3 separate regions of the Homo sapiens genome follow, and all the other regions are linked to region 3. Evidence: chromatin loops called from intact Hi-C (ENCODE). Cell type or tissue: K562. All regions are shown on one strand.

Evidence for each region. A loop is a pair of places that touch in the nucleus more often than their neighbours do. Peaks named below come from ENCODE experiments on the same cell type or tissue, not always from the same donor. Only the 100,000 strongest peaks of a DNase experiment are listed, where the experiment ranks them.
Region 1: a loop joins it to region 3, with 6 times the contacts of the local background. A loop is called at or near these places in 4 of 110 quality-filtered maps.
Region 2: it touches region 3 in a loop (8-fold over the local background); 2 of 110 quality-filtered maps call a loop at or near these places.

What each region holds. Positions count from the first base shown.
Region 1 is chr11:125,921,181-125,926,180 of GRCh38, forward strand. DDX25 (DEAD-box helicase 25) reads left to right here. Exons shown (of 12, transcript NM_013264.5): 11 at 11-199; 12 at 1,640-5,000. The coding sequence ends at 1,701. It overlaps DDX25-AS1 (DDX25 antisense RNA 1), which reads right to left. Exons shown (of 4, transcript NR_199024.1): 3 at 4,824-4,926; 4 at 2,239-4,355. Among named protein-coding and RNA genes, the nearest start is that of DDX25-AS1, 15 kb to the right of the region's middle. In K562, a CTCF peak has its summit at 2,034 (motif pointing right); a DNase peak (open chromatin) is centred at 2,051; H3K27me3 peaks cover 3,927 bases.
Region 2 is chr11:126,713,605-126,718,604 of GRCh38, forward strand. All of the region lies in intron 1 of KIRREL3 (kirre like nephrin family adhesion molecule 3), which reads right to left. Among named protein-coding and RNA genes, the nearest start is that of KIRREL3-AS4, 63 kb to the left of the region's middle. RefSeq lists an enhancer at 2,890-3,184. In K562, a CTCF peak has its summit at 3,041 (motif pointing right); a DNase peak (open chromatin) is centred at 3,037; H3K27me3 peaks cover 680 bases.
Region 3 is chr11:126,308,114-126,313,113 of GRCh38, forward strand. The region is part of intron 2 of DCPS (decapping enzyme, scavenger); the gene reads left to right. Among named protein-coding and RNA genes, the nearest start is that of TIRAP-AS1, 6.3 kb to the left of the region's middle. RefSeq lists an enhancer at 3,305-3,374. In K562, a CTCF peak has its summit at 2,554 (motif pointing right); a DNase peak (open chromatin) is centred at 2,588.

The sequences.
Region 1 (5,000 bases), 390 kb before region 3:
CCTCTTCTAGGGATTGATGTGAAGCAGGTCACAATTGTTGTGAACTTTGATCTCCCTGTAAAACAAGGAGAGGAGCCGGACTATGAGACCTACCTCCACCGCATAGGGCGGACGGGGCGCTTTGGGAAAAAAGGCCTTGCCTTCAACATGATTGAAGTAGATGAGCTGCCCTCGCTCATGAAAATCCAGGACCACTTTAGTAAGTAGCACCACCCTCACAATATGAACTACAGACCTGCCGGTCTGACAGTGATGATGTGTGCTGGAGAGCTGGAGTCCAGGGGCTCATGAGAGTAGTAGAAGCAGAATGCATGAGCTGGAAGGCTTCTAATTCACAGGACCAGGGTTCTAATATGAGACAGATGATTAAATAATGCTTATATGGTAATTAAAAATTATTTTGATCAAGCAGAATTAATATGAGCTCAGGCCGGGTGTGGCAGCTCACACCTGTAATCCCAGCACTTTGGGAGGCCGAGGTGGTCAGATCATGAGGTCAGGAAATCCAGACCATCCTGGCCAACATGGTAAAACCCCATCTCTACTAACAATACAAAAATTAGCTGGGCGTGGTGGCACATGCCTGTAGTCTCAGCTGCTGGAGAGGCTGAGGCAGGAGAATCGCTTGAACCCAGGAGGCGGAGGTTGCAGTGAGCTGAGGTCGCACAACTGCACTCCAGCCTGGCGAAAGAGTGAGACTGCGTCTCAAAAAAATAAAATTTGAGCTCAGATTTACATGTTATAACTCATTCTGGAGTCAGAATTTCACATCTTGTGAAGGCAGAGCAGATTACAGAAGCAGATTTTCGTATCTTATAAAGAAATTCCCTAAGCAAAGTAGTAACATCCTTTAAGATTCTCTTCAGTTCTCCTCTTTTACTTACGCTTTTTCCCTCCTCTTGCCCACCCTCCCAAACAGGAAAGTCCTAAATTCTGAAGTCCGCGACCTTTCCTCCAGCCCCCCATCTAAACAAGGCAGGCTCTGATGATGGCCTGCTGGAACTCTGGACTGGCAGATTTCTCTGATGGAAACTCAAAAGGTCCCATGGTTCAAATTGTCCTGTGCCCCAAAGCCCATGGATGTGGCTGGGGAGCAGGGGAGAAGGAACACCTTCCAGGACAGTGGTACTTAACCTTGTAGAAAGCAATAAGCGCTGTCCCCAGGGAAGTGCACACAGGCACACACATGCCATTTGGAATATAATTTTCACAGGTTGGCAGACTGAGTGTAGCACATCCACCGACCTTTCAGGGAAGTAGGTTAAGTGCCCCTGTGTTAGGCTAACTGGGGAGGACAGGGTGAGGAAGATGTGTTAAGGCCACTGTCGCTATGGTGAGCTTCTAAGGCCCTGGTCTCAGGAAGTGACTGCAGTAGAAGAGCCTCAGTCCCTCCCAGGCTCTCCTCACTTCCACTCTGGCCTTCTCTGCCCCAGCGTATCTAGATACATACATTCCATGGTCTGGTGCATTTGATGCTGTTTGAGTTAGTATTGGTCAGTGATTTTGGCACCCTTCCTTCCTTATGTTCCTATACCAAGGCTTTTTATACGAGGTATCACTGTCTTCAGAAATATGGATGGAATGAAGTTCCATTTAGACCCTGACATGAGACTAGTTCTGTTCTCTTTTGTTCTTTTAGACAGCAGTATTAAGCAACTCAACGCTGAAGACATGGATGAAATTGAAAAGATTGACTATTGAAGAAAGAACTTTATTGTTTGTGCAGTATCCTAGTTTATGTGAGAATGTCTCAGTGGGTTTTGAAGGTAATTTTTTTATGTTGAGGCTTTTTCGACGTGAAACTGTCACAGATGGCAAAATAAATGTCACGGTACTTAGTTTTAAGACATGAGGTCTTTTTGAAGCCAAATTGATGTGAAGCTTGTGATCCTTTTGAATAAAAAAAAGGCAAGATTATTTCTTATTCTAATCTTTGTACAGGTAATGTCTCAATGTGGGCTATGGGGGTGTTTTTGGATTTGGTTGATACAATCTGAGCAGATCGTGCCTCTTGGGAGCATCTTACTGTGTCACAAGAGGGCGGTAGAGCTTCGCTGATTTTGGAAGCGGAGCGAGTAGGAAAAAGCCCATGTCTTCAGACCTCACTCACAGGTGCCCTTTCCAGCCATTTATGCCTTTCCCCGCTCCCCGCCTTAAACTCCCCCATGCATGCACATGCATGTTCTTAAGTGAAAGTACAGATTAAAACTTTTAAAAAGTGAAACCATTTGAAAGAAAGAGTATTTTACTTCTTTAATGTTTCAAGGGACATACAGAATTTCAGAGTATTTTTCTATTTTGCTTCTCTTCAAATTAAAGATTTACTCCCTCATCAGTTATTTCATAGTCTCTAAAAGTGTGGCTGTATTATGGGCATTTCTTAAAAGCAGTCGGGAGGGTAAAAAAAAAACCCACATACCCTATTAAAGAAGTAACATTTTAGAGAGCAAAAGTTTTTTGCTTTTAAGAATTTAAAGGTATGTCAGAATCCTGGACATTTTCCCACAAGACCCATTGAGATACTTTTTAATTTTTCATATTTCCTACTCAAAAGTAAAGTGTAGTGAGCTTGAGAAGATGGGGTAAATGGAGAGTCCCCCAGAAAGCCGGAGCGGATCTTGTAACCAGAGCGCCGGTACCAGCTCTGTCACGGCACCAAACTGCACCAGTGGCTGCAGTGAGTGGCCCTGTCATCGGTGGCATGGTGGTTCCTGGCATATCTATTTTGATATCCCTCTTCCATGTCACCCTGCCCATGTTTTCTCCCGGAGAGCAGGGCTCAGAAATACATAAAAATCATCACGTGGCTGGGCACAGTGGCTCACACCTGTAATCCTAGCACTTTGGGAGGCCAAGGAGGGCGGATCACGAGGTCAGGAGTTAAGACCAGCCTTACCAACATGGTGAAACCCCTTCTCTACTAAAAATATAAAAATTAGCTGGGCGTGGTGGTACGCGTGCCTGTAATCCCAGCTACTCAGGAGGCTGAGGCAGGAGAATCACTTGAACCCAGGAGGCCGAGATTGCAGTGAGCCGAGATCGTGCCACTGCATTCCAGCCTGGGCGACAGAGTGAGACTCTATCTCAAAAAAAACGCGCTCCCCTCCCTCATTTAGCAACAGATATTTATTGTATACCCTTTATGCCAAACACCAGGGAAAAGGAGGTGAGTGAGATACAACAGCCATGTTGGAATTCAGAGCCTAATGGCAGAGACCTAGAATAAGCCAGCATGATAACAGACTGTGCTAAAGCAAGCGGGCCCAGATCACTAGTGTAGCACAGAGGAGGGACCCTAACACCATCTAGGCTGGCTCCCAGAGGAGAGGACACTCAGGATCTCCTACAGGAGAGCAGGATGTATTCAACTGTGCCTTCTCAGCATGGACTTTGTACCACCCAGCAACTTTCTAACCTGAGTCTACGAGAGGAAGTGTTCCAGACCCAGCTTACCATAATTACCTGGAGAGCCCGGGGAAAAAAATACAGATTTCCTTCCCCATGCAGATGAAAGCAGACTCTCCGAGGGCAGAGCCCAGAAATACCCACTTCCATAAGGGAGCCGCAAGTGCAGGTAGAGCAGTGGTAACGAAGATGGCCGTCCCAGCGGGAGACCCTCAGGCAGAGAGGCCCTTGGGGACAGAACTTGTAACACATGGAACTCCTGCTGCTCGGTGTCCATCCTGGTTCTCCTTATCCTACATCTGCCCTTCTCTCTGGACTGGAAGCTGGTGATCACTCTTGTCCACTCAATACCCCTAACACAGTGCCCAGTGCATTCTAAGTGCCCAAGGAACCTTTGTCTTTGTTGAGTAAATTTTTTTTTCTTTTGCCACTTCCTCATTCACTAATAATTTTTTTTTAGGTTTTCCATCCTAGTTTTGAACCCCAATTACATGGCACAGGATGAATGAGCATGAGAAGTGTATCCAGATACTTTGTTCTCTTACTATTCGAGAATCGAGTTGGACCTTCCACCGTGCTCAGCTCCGCCTTGGGGTGTCCTAAATAAAACTTTACCACTTTCCTTTACAGTTCAAATCTCTGGTAAGATCTCCGCCAGTTACCCTCACAAATGTCCTCAGTAATTTTTGTTTGGCAGCTGTTCCCACAGGTCTGCATGAACCAGGTATTTTTCTGCGTTCCCTTTTGCCCCCTCCTCACGTCCCTTTGTCTCACCACCTAGGAGGCAGCAAAGCCATCCTGTGTCACAGCTGCATTAACACGAACTGGCTAGTTTGGTGAGTCAACAATCCAAAGGCTGTTTTTTGCAGGGTGCAGCTCCTGTCAGAGCTGTAAGCAATTTTCCCGTCTTCCTGCATGGCCTGGCCAAGGTCATCTCTCTCAGTGCCTGCCTGAGGACAGAGTAGATAGAGAGGCAAGGAAACACCAGGTGATTTCAGTGCAACTGTGAGCTGGGTTCATCAGCTGTATGTTTCTTGGCACCAAATACTAAACCAAATCCGTTAAGTTTATCTTGGCCAGCTTAATACTGTTAGCATATTGAAATTCATGATTACGTAGAGCAGGACTGTGATTTCCAGTGGGTAAGTGAACACCTCGCATGGAACACGGCTGCTATGATGTTAGGTGCTGGATCTAAGGCAACCATTAATAATAGGAAAGGCAAATAAGTTGGTCATAGTCTGGTAGGATGTGTGACAGCCGCTTTTCAAGAGACATTATTGCTTTTGGTCATGAGAAAGTGTTGATCCTCCTCAGCAAAGCTCGGTCACCATGAAAGCTGCTGGCAGTCTCTGCACATATGACCAACAGTGGAAAATCTTAGAGGAGTGATGGGGGTGGTGGGTGGTGGGCAGTACCTTTCCAGACAGCAGAGAGAGAGAGGCTGGTTTTGTCAAGCCTTGGCTTGGTTCCTGGTCCTCTGAGAGGCTCAGTCTCCTTCCTTTTGATTCAAGGCAGGACCTAGATTAGAAAGAGAACCCCTGCAGAGACAGTCCAGCTGTTGGGATGGGCCTGCACTTTGCTCTCTGAACCGG
Region 2 (5,000 bases), 410 kb after region 3:
ACAGGCTCTGGTAACTGACAGGAGTGTACATTCTGCAGAGGGCGACAGACATTCAACAACAAATGACACAATCAACTATGCAATTACCATGGTGATAAGTGTGCTGAGGGAGAGTGGAGGGTGTGGGGTTCCGTAGGGGGATCTGACCTGGCCAGAAGTGGGCGAGACCTCCTTGAAGAGGTGATGTTCAACCTGAGGCTGACGGGCGAGGAGGAAATATCCAGGTGAGGTGTTGAGTGGGGAGCACGGAACAGCATCTGAAAATGGGTTGCAGGGGGAGCACAGTGCTTGGAGGACCTAAAAGACCAGTCTGGCTAGATAGGGCAGGTCAGCTAAGGACTGCAGACCAAATTTGATTCCCTGACTGTTTTTGTAAAGGAGGTTTTGTTGGAACACAGCCACGCCCTCTGCATTCGTATTGGGTAGAGCAGCTTTTGCATCACATAGGGCCAGGGCTGGGGAGGGGAAAGGGAGGTGCCCAGGGTGCAATACTGAAGAAGACCCTCACTCCCAGGCTGGTGCACAAGCCACAGCCCGGACAGTCAGTGCCTCCCTCAATTTTGTACCTAGAGCACCTTACCTGCCTTACACAGTTCTGGCCTCTCTGCCACAATACAATGACATAATCAATGGAGGAGTTGCAACAGAGACCTTCTGGTTGCAAAGCTTAACGTATTTACTCTCTGGCTCTTTGTAGAAGCATGTAGACCCCTGGCTTAGAGCAGCATAAAGAGGGGAGCGTGTGGCCCAGGCCGAGCCCTGATACTGTTGCAGCTCTGGCCACAGCCCCTTAGCATTCAACTAGACATGCAGAAGAAACCTGTGCTAATGCCTGCGATTCTCTGTGGGACAGCGGGTGTGATGGAGTCACGGAGATGTGATGGGGGGCATTTGGGAACATGCTCATTCTGTCTTGGGCAAATGGCATGTGCTGGAGAGTTTCCGCCCTGGGAGGCAGCCCTCTACACATGATAGGTATGGGGCTGGTGGGGATAAATGCCCCAATTTCCTCACTTCTCCTTGGGGAGAATGCCACGTCCCAGAGTTGCACGGTGGGCTGACTGCCAGTTGCACACAGTGGTATCTACATGATGATGAATCCTTTACTGGCGTCTTTCCTTCCTTTCCTACTCACTTCCTCCCTCCCCTACCAGGGTTTCCTGGGATCGCCCCCTGAAACAAACTACTTGCATTTGAATCCTTGTCTCTGGGTCTGCTTTGAGGGAAGATGTGGGATATCCCTGAGCTGCCTGAGGTGGGGGCTTATGTACCAAATCCCACCATAGAGAAGGAGGCCCCTGCTGGGTGATCAGCGGAGTTTTACTTACATGAACTTTCCTCCTGCTTCCCCATCCCAGGCACCCGAGGCGTCAAGCCACAGGGTGAAGACTCAGGCTTCATCTTTTTCTCAGATTCTAAACTCACACCCCACCTTTCTGTGTGGCTGCATGGCTGGGGACTCCATCCTCCTAATGATCAGGTTCTTGTGCAAGCCTGTGACACTTTCACCTTGTGACAATGCCCAGACAACTAATAGAGTCTCTGTTTTGCCACCGGATAATTGTTTATTTCCTCTTTCAAGGGAACTGTGTAGAGGAAGAAATCAGTTGAGAAAAACAGTCTTGAGCTACTCAGGCTATCCCCATCTATTTTGTGGGGGAAGAAAACTATTCAGCATTTTCAGGTTCCTTCCTTTCAGATCTTCCCAAAGATCTCAGTGCACAACCAGGGCTGGTCTGGGACAGTTGCTGTGCTTCTGCTCTGCCCTGGCCAGCCTCTGAGGGGGTCTCCAAATTAAAATGCAAGTTTTAAGTCAGTGCTCTCCTTTCCTGGGGATTGTTGACAGCTCAAGACCACATGGGCTCATCACTGTGATCTTAAGGAAAGAAATGATCAGGGCAAATGGCTCCAAATGAAGATGAAAAAGCTTTTACAGTGACAGGGAAGAAATATTGCAGGCTGCTTGAGAAAATGCAGTTTGGGAATATAGGAGAACGTGGACCATTTTGCAAATCAAAAACAAGAGGAAAAGGGACTACAGCACGTGAAACATACTAAAGAGAAGAGCAAAAATGAGATTAGAAATAAAAGAAGGGCAGGCAAAAGGAGGAAAGAGAATGCGGGGGAGGCAAACATCAGAGAGACTGCACAAGAGCAAGAGGGAAGACAGAGAATGTTCAAACACCATCCACGATGAACACGGTTGCAGAGAGGCCAGTGTTCCACCGTCAAGAGCGCAGAAAAGCCCTTGGTGCTCCTCTGAAGAATGCAAGAGCAATCTGCAGTGTTATTGACTAGTGGAAAAATGGCTCCTCTCTGACTTAGCACAGGATGCAATTTATCTTCAGAGAGTACCCTCCATACACCCAATGTTAGTTCTTAGGCATGAGGTTGGGCAGGAGAAGGGCGGAGGAAGAGGTGTGGGAAAAGAGGCAGACAGGGAGGTGAGGGGGAATGTGGGAGGTGATGAGAAAGAAGGAAAAAGAAGAAAGGAGATGGAGAGAGTGATAGGGAGACAGGAGGGGAGAAGGAGGAACAGATAGGAGGGAGCTATGAAAGAAAGAGTAAGGTTAGAATAAAGATTTGGGAAGGAGAGGGAGGCGGAGGAAGAAAGAGGAAGGGAGGGAGCTGGAGAGCAAGATTTTGAAACTCTTAAACTAAGAAGAGCAAAGCAGCTAATATGTATGGAGCACCTGCTAGGTGTCACGCATTGAGCTAGGTGTCATTTCATTATTATTTGATCTCATGCTAACACCACCTTGGTGTTATCTCCCTCATTTTTATAGGTGAGGGATGGGTGCTCTGAGTTTCAATAACTTTGCCCAGAACCACAGCGTTGAGGCTGTAGGGAGGTTAGGATTGGAGCTCAGGGGACAAAGCCTGTTTCAGATGACACAGGTCAGCCACATCCCAGGGAAACAGGAAGGGACTGACTTTTATGGATCTCTAGCTCCCATCTAAGTGATACTGATGGAGCACAGAAGATTCCTGGGGACACTCACTGTGGCCTGTGAAAACCTGGGCCTCCAAACACCAGGGGGAGCTATCACCCTGGAAGAAACAGCCAAATGCATCTGAAAACTGGCCATATCAGTCAAAGAAGGTATTTACTAGCCTGAGTGTGAGTGTGAGTGTGTGTGTGTTGGGGGGGGGGGGAAGTGTGGGGGAGAGTAACAGCTGATTCTTTCTAGCTGATTTTCATTTTATACTGGACCTCATCTAGATGGGATCCACCCATTATTTGCAGTGGGTGCCTGTTTTGTTTCCTTTCCCCTGCTTGTTGGCTGCTGACTCATTTGCCCTGGTTACCTGGGAAGGCGGGAATGAGCCTAGGGCAGGCATAGAGCTCAGCGCATCCAAGATGATTTGGTGCGTTTTTGACAGATGAATGACCAATGGGAGGATGAACACGTGCTTGAACTGGAAGGGTTCTGGAAGAAGCATTTGATTCTTCCTCACCCAGGTCAGATCACCATCTCAAACATCACTTTAAAACAAAGAACGCCACAAAGGGAGATTTCTTTGCCTTCCTTAGACCTTCACGCTGGTCCTTACCTTCAAGGCTGTCCTCGCTGGACTTTAGCTGTTGAACCCACTGGCATCCTTTCGGAAGCCTGAGGTTGGGAGTTAGGAGAGAAGCTAATTATTCTATGGTGTCTTGGATATGCTAACAATAACAGCTCCCGTCCAAGGCTGTCATGTTATTTAATGAAATAGTGGAAGCGTGATTATAGTTTATAAACTCAAGTACTTTGACAGTGGTCACTGCTCTGAAGGTGCCACTGTTGTACAAGTGGCTATGTGAACCAGCAGTGATAGAATGTCCCAGCTGTTGGCTATGCCTTACCCTATTACCCTAGATCTATTGACTCAGATGCTTTGAAAGTTCTCGCGGGGAACTGTTCCTTGTAGACTCTGCTCAGGCAGGTTGGCGTGGCCAGGCTTGGGAATGGCTGTCACCACACACCTTGTCCTCCATCCTCACTCATCTCTGTCCTCCTGCTGGCCAGTCACCCCCACCTAGTGGTTCTCGTCTGTTTTAATGAGTTCAGAGTCATTGCCAAACTAAGTAGTCAGCTTCCATCAGTGCTATTCTTCATGTTGAGCCACAACATAAAACACTTTATTGCAATTACAAATAGCAAAATTATTTTCTGCCGAGCCTCAGCATCTGAACTTAATGGCATGCTGTAATGCCACCCTGCGCTGATGTGTGGCATATCTAATATCCATCTTTCTTAGAAATAACAGTGTTCAGAAATTAGAAGGGACTTTAGCAGTGAAATAATTAATGTGGATAACCATCATAAACGGCACAAATGGAACAAATACAGATGGTAGTGAGCCGTGATTGCTAATATGCTAACCTGTTTTGACAGAACTCTACATTTTTTCATTGGGAGGTTCATGGATAGAAGTTAAAATATCCCTTGCCTCATGACAAGAGCTTTGTCTTTCTGGGTAAGAGATTCAATGATCTCCTACCTGGGCAAGGTAGCATCACCGGAATTTGCGCTGAGAGGAGGGCTTGCATCCCAGCTCTGGGCTCTCTCACACCCTTCCATCTCCTGCAGCCACATTTCTGCCCTCTGCCTCAGGCTCAGGCAGGCGGGCCCACCCAGAACTGCAGCCAGACACCCACCTCTTCTGTGCTATGGCTCTGAGGGAGGGGCAGGGGCTCCCTGGCTGGGCTCACTCAGTGGGAAGCAGCTCTTTGAAGATCCTAGCTGCATGCAGGTGCAAGTTGCGGAACCCAACTCCAAGAGGCTGCACGGAAATGAAAAATTGCCATAGAAAGATGACTCACCAAATCACAGACACTAAGCTATTGAGACAAATATAAGGACGAGGGTGTTTGGGGGCACTGGAAACACTTGGCTGTGCCTGCTTTTGGCCCTGCTGGCCTTTAAGCAGCATTAGCAGCAGAAGGGCCATCCAAGTTTCTCTGGATGAGTCAGAGGTCCTCAGAGAAATGCTGGAGGGCAAACTGGGGAAGGAAG
Region 3 (5,000 bases):
TTCTTAATTTATTAAAAAGAATATTCCATGCCAAAAGCCAGGTGTGACATGTGCATTTTTTCTCAAGATGGTTAGATTTTGTAGGCAGCTTTGTTGGAAACATGAGTGAGACTGGTTGACCTTAAAGATTCCTTCCAACCAGCAAATTCTGGAATTTGTTTTACAGCACATGGTGACTTTGTCATATCCTTCTGTCTTCTTGTTTGCCCTCCAGCATTTAAGAGCGGTCTGGCTTTGCAGATATCTTGCCCCACAGTCTTTTGATAGATATTCTTTTCTGCCCTCCATGAAAGGGTGCTATTGTTGTCCTTTGGAAATATGTGAACACTTCATGGTGAGACAAGCAAACCTTTCATGACTTAATGCAAAACAGCCTTGTCTTCCATTGAGCAAAAGCCAGATTAATTGGTGCAAGTTGATGGAAATGGACAGCTGTATTTCCTTTCTCAGGCAGTGACGTTTAAGCAAATGTATTCCTCAGCACAGGGCGGCAGAAGAATGACAGAAGGCACCGTGGCCAAACACAACTTGGGGTGGCCCCCTGCATTGCAGGCTCTAGGGGCTATTATTTTACTGCCACACCCTTTCCCTCACCTTCCGAAATCCCTCTACCCACCCTCCCCACCCTTGGCCAAAATTCAGAAGGTTCTGCCCGACAGATGAACCCTGTGGAATTCACAGGCTGTCCTTTTTATTTTCCCAGTCCTTCTGTGGCATTGCACACAAGTGGAGGTAGTCCCTGCTCGCCCTTTCTGTTTCTATTGTTTTTCCCAAGATAAGCACTGAAAGAGGCAGTGGGTTATTGGCCCACCACAAGTCCTTGTTCCCACTCAGAACCCCAGGTGTCTCCAGGGCCACCCCCACCCACCTGGGAGCCTCAGATGTTAGTTCATCTTTTCTTTTCCTGCCCCTTTTTTTTTTTTTTTTTGAGATGGAGTTTTGCTCTTGTCACCCAGACTGGAGTGCAATGGCACGTTCTTGGCTCACTGCAACCTCCGCCTCCCAGGTTCAAGTGGTTTTCCTGCCTCAGCCTCCCGAGTAGCTGGGATTTACAGGCACACACCACCACGCCCAGCTAATTTTTGTATTTTTAATAGAGATGGGGTTTCACCATGTTGGCCAGGCTGGTCTCGAACTCCTGATCTCAGGTGATCCAAAGTGCTGGGATTACAGTTACAGGCATGAGCCGCTGCCCCTGGCCTTCCTGCCTTCTTGGTATATAAGTCATCCCTCAGTATCCACTGGGGATTGGTTCCAGGACTCTCCTTGGATACTAAAATCTGTGGATGCTCAAGTCCCTGATATAAAATGGTGTAGTATTTGCATGTACCCTAAGCACATCTCCTGCCTGCTACAATGTAAATGCTATGTAAATAGTTATTATACCATGTTTTTTAGGTAATAATGACAAGAAAAGTCTGTACGTATTCAATACAGACGCAATGTCCTTCTTTTTTTAAGTATTTTTATTCTTCATTTGGTTGAATCCACAGATATGGAACCCACAATACGGAGGGCCGACTGTACATGCGGTGCCTTTCGCTCCTGCTTTTCCTACCAAAACTAGGGATGGGGATTTGGAAGTCGCAGCGGTTTGCTTCAGGGCCCGGTTGCTCCCTTGTTTAGCTGCATAGCTTTTCCCTGGGTGATATTTGAGGTCAGGATTGTCAAACTTTTTCTGTCAAAAACCAAAGAGTCAATATTTTAGGCCTTGTGAGGCACAAATGGTCTCTGTCTCCTCTTCTTCTTTTCCTCCCATCTTCCTTCCCAACCCCTTCTTCTTCTGCCTTTTCTGCCTTCTCCTTCCTTCTTCTTTTTCTCAACCCCTGTGAAAATGAAAATATCACTCTTGGTTTGCTGATTGTACAAATAGAGGTCCAGCTGGCCATAGTTTGTTAACCTCTGTTCCAGATTTTTACCACTCAAAGTGTGGTTTGTGAACCAGCAGTATTCGCACCACCTGGGAGTCTGGTAAAACAGAATCTCCTCCCCATTTCAGACTACAGAATCACTGGAGTCTGCATTTTAGCACAACTCCCTGGTGAGCCATATGCACGTAAAACTTTGAGAGGCACTGGTCTTTAAAAAAACACCATCTGTATGCCGGCGACGCCCACCTTTATTTCTCCATCCTTGACCTCTCCAAGAACTCCGGGCTCATATTGAAATAAAGCCCTCCTTGACATCTCCATTTGGAGGTCTCATAGGTGCAATTCAAGAATCCGATGCGCTAATGTACTTAAAAGCACTGAGCACAATACTAAGTAGTAGCTGCTGTTATTAGTCTCATGTGCCAGGCCCTATGCCGCGTACCGTAGCTTCAGAGATGAGTAAGATACCATCCTTGCCCTCACAGTCTTGTTTGGGGTCAGGGGTGGGGACATAGTGGTGAAAAGAGGAGAGTTTGGTCACTGCCTGGATATAAGGGGTGAGGTCCTCGAAGGTTGGAGCCATGTCGCCCATATTAGGTGCTTTCAATAAGTGAAGAATGAACCCACAAACTGACCTATGTGTAGATTTGTTTTCCTGTGGGCTGGGCATTCCACAGCCACAAGGTGGCAGCATTGCCAAAATAGTCCTGTGGCCCACTCCAGCTGTCCCCTCTGTGGGAAGGCCAGCTAAGTCAGAGCCTGGGACCTCCCTCTCCAGTCCCAGCCTTGGAGTCAACTCAATGCTGCCCACCCCGAGGGCCCTGAATGTGCAGTTCCTGCAGCCTCAGCCCTCTGTCCCCCTGCATGGTTGTGCCTTTGAGTTTTTCTGCTGTCTCTGGCTGCTTCTTTAGACCTCCTTCCTAGAATACTGTTTGCCTAGGGGAGCCCCCACCCCTCATTTCTGAGCTGGCCACAGTAGAAATCATGGGCTCAGCTGATTTTTTTCTGGTATTCCTCTGGTCACTGGCAACTTTCTTTTCCTCTTCAAGTCTGGAGGTTTTGCAGTCTCCTCATTCGTTTATCCCCTCCACGTTCTCAGCTGACTGCAAGAGGCTGCTCGTGTGAGCCACTCATCCTTCCAGCTGCAATGTCCATCCCAACGACATAATGGAGAGAGCATGGGCTTTAGGAGTTAGTCATGCTGGGGCACTCATGCTTTCTCATGGCATGCACTGGGGCAGCAACATGCTGTTTCTGAGTTTTAGCACAGTGCCAGTGCTGAGAACAAGCCTCACGTCAGGCAGACCTGGGTGCGAATCCTGGCTTTGCCATTTGCTAACCATGAGGACCTGGGACATTTCTTTATTCATTTAACAAATGTGAAGTGTCTGCTATGTGCCAGCTACTCTAGTAGAAGCAAGGTCTGTGTTGGTGAAGATAACCGATGTCTCCCTGTCTTTGCAGTTCTAGTGGGGAAGGCAGACAGCAAACAAGGAAGCAGATGTCTGAGTGGCCATGAGCAGGAGAGAGCCTACTCAGACCAGGGCTCTAGGAGGGCTCTCTGCAGTGGAGCTGACACCCAGGCTGAGGCCTGAAAGATGGGAAGAAGCCAGCTGTGCAAAGAGGGGAGAACACTCTGGGCTGAGGAATAGCACGTGTTCTGGGGATGGAAAGAAGAACAGAAATGAGGCTGTTATGTCAGGAGTGATGGGGTGGGATGGTGGCAGGGGTGTGTACTACAGATGAAGTTGGGGAAGTAGCTTCAGTTATTTTCTGTTAAATTAGGTTAGAAACTGAACTTACCTCAGTGGGTAGGTTATGAAACACATAAGGAAGTTTTCACAACTTTAGCCACTGCCCGCAGTGAGAGATATGTTTCACATTATGGTCTATTACACATGGACTAATAGACATGAATAGAAATGAAACTTTATTTATTGAGTTAGTTAGTTAGTTTGTTTTTGAGACGGAGTTTTGCTCTTGTCATCCAGGCTAGAGTGCAATGGCGCGATATTGGCTTACTGCAACCCCTGCCTCCCGGGTTCGAGTGATTCTCCAGCCTCAGCCTCCCGAGTAGCTGGGATTACAGGCATCCTCCACCATGCCTGGCTAATTTTTGTGTTTTTAGTAGAGATGGGGTTTCACCACATTGGCCAGGCTAGTCTCGGACTCCTGACCTCAGGTGATCCACCTGCCTCGGCCTCCCAGAGTGCTGAGAGTACAGGCGTGAGCCACCGCATCTGGCCAGAAGTGAAACTTTAAACAATGCTTACCCATCCGCTATGGCATACTCTGTAGTATTTCCTATCTAGTTTCAGCCTTATTGGTTTCCTTTTTTATTTTTTAATTTTTAAAATTATTTATTTATTTTTGGGGCAGAATCTCTCTCTGTCACCCAGGCTGGAGTGCAGTGGTGCGATCTCGGCTCACTGCAACCTCCACCTCCCGGGTTCAAGCCATTCTCCTGCCTCAGCCTCCTGAGTAGCTGGGACTACAGGCACCCGCCACCACACCCAGCTAATTTTTTTGTATTTTTAATAGAGATGGGTTTTCACCACGTTGGCCAGGCTGGTCTCAAACTCCTGATCTCGGGTGATCCGCCCGCTTTGGCTGCTCAGAGTGCTGGGATTACAGGAGTGAGCCACCACGCCCAGCTGGTTTCCTTTTTTAAAATGCTGGTCTTAATCCCCTAAATTGACTTCATGGCCACTGTCCTGGATTAGGACCCATTAAGAGAAGGTGTATAGAGCACGTGGCACAGTAGCTGTCATATGGTCTGTATCCAATAAGTGTAATTATGGTGTTGCCTCTTATTTTTTTCCACCTTTCAATTTATGTGAGCTTTAAATGGAATAATATATATAACATGGAAAAGTGACTGGCTCTGCCCATGGGTAGGTTTCCTTTCTTCTTCCTGTTGCTGTGTGGCACATGTGAGGAGCTAATGGCCCGAAGGCTGGCACCTGAGAGCTTCCTCTGACCCTCCAGGCTGGGCAGGGCCTGCATCTCCTTTCTGCCATAGCTGTCACCCTGCGGCCTGTCAATGGAGCCCTTTATTGCGGTCTGTTCTCCTTTACCTGGGGAAGAAGGGGGAGATAGCAGGGAGAGAGGTGTGGCTCAGAAATCCAG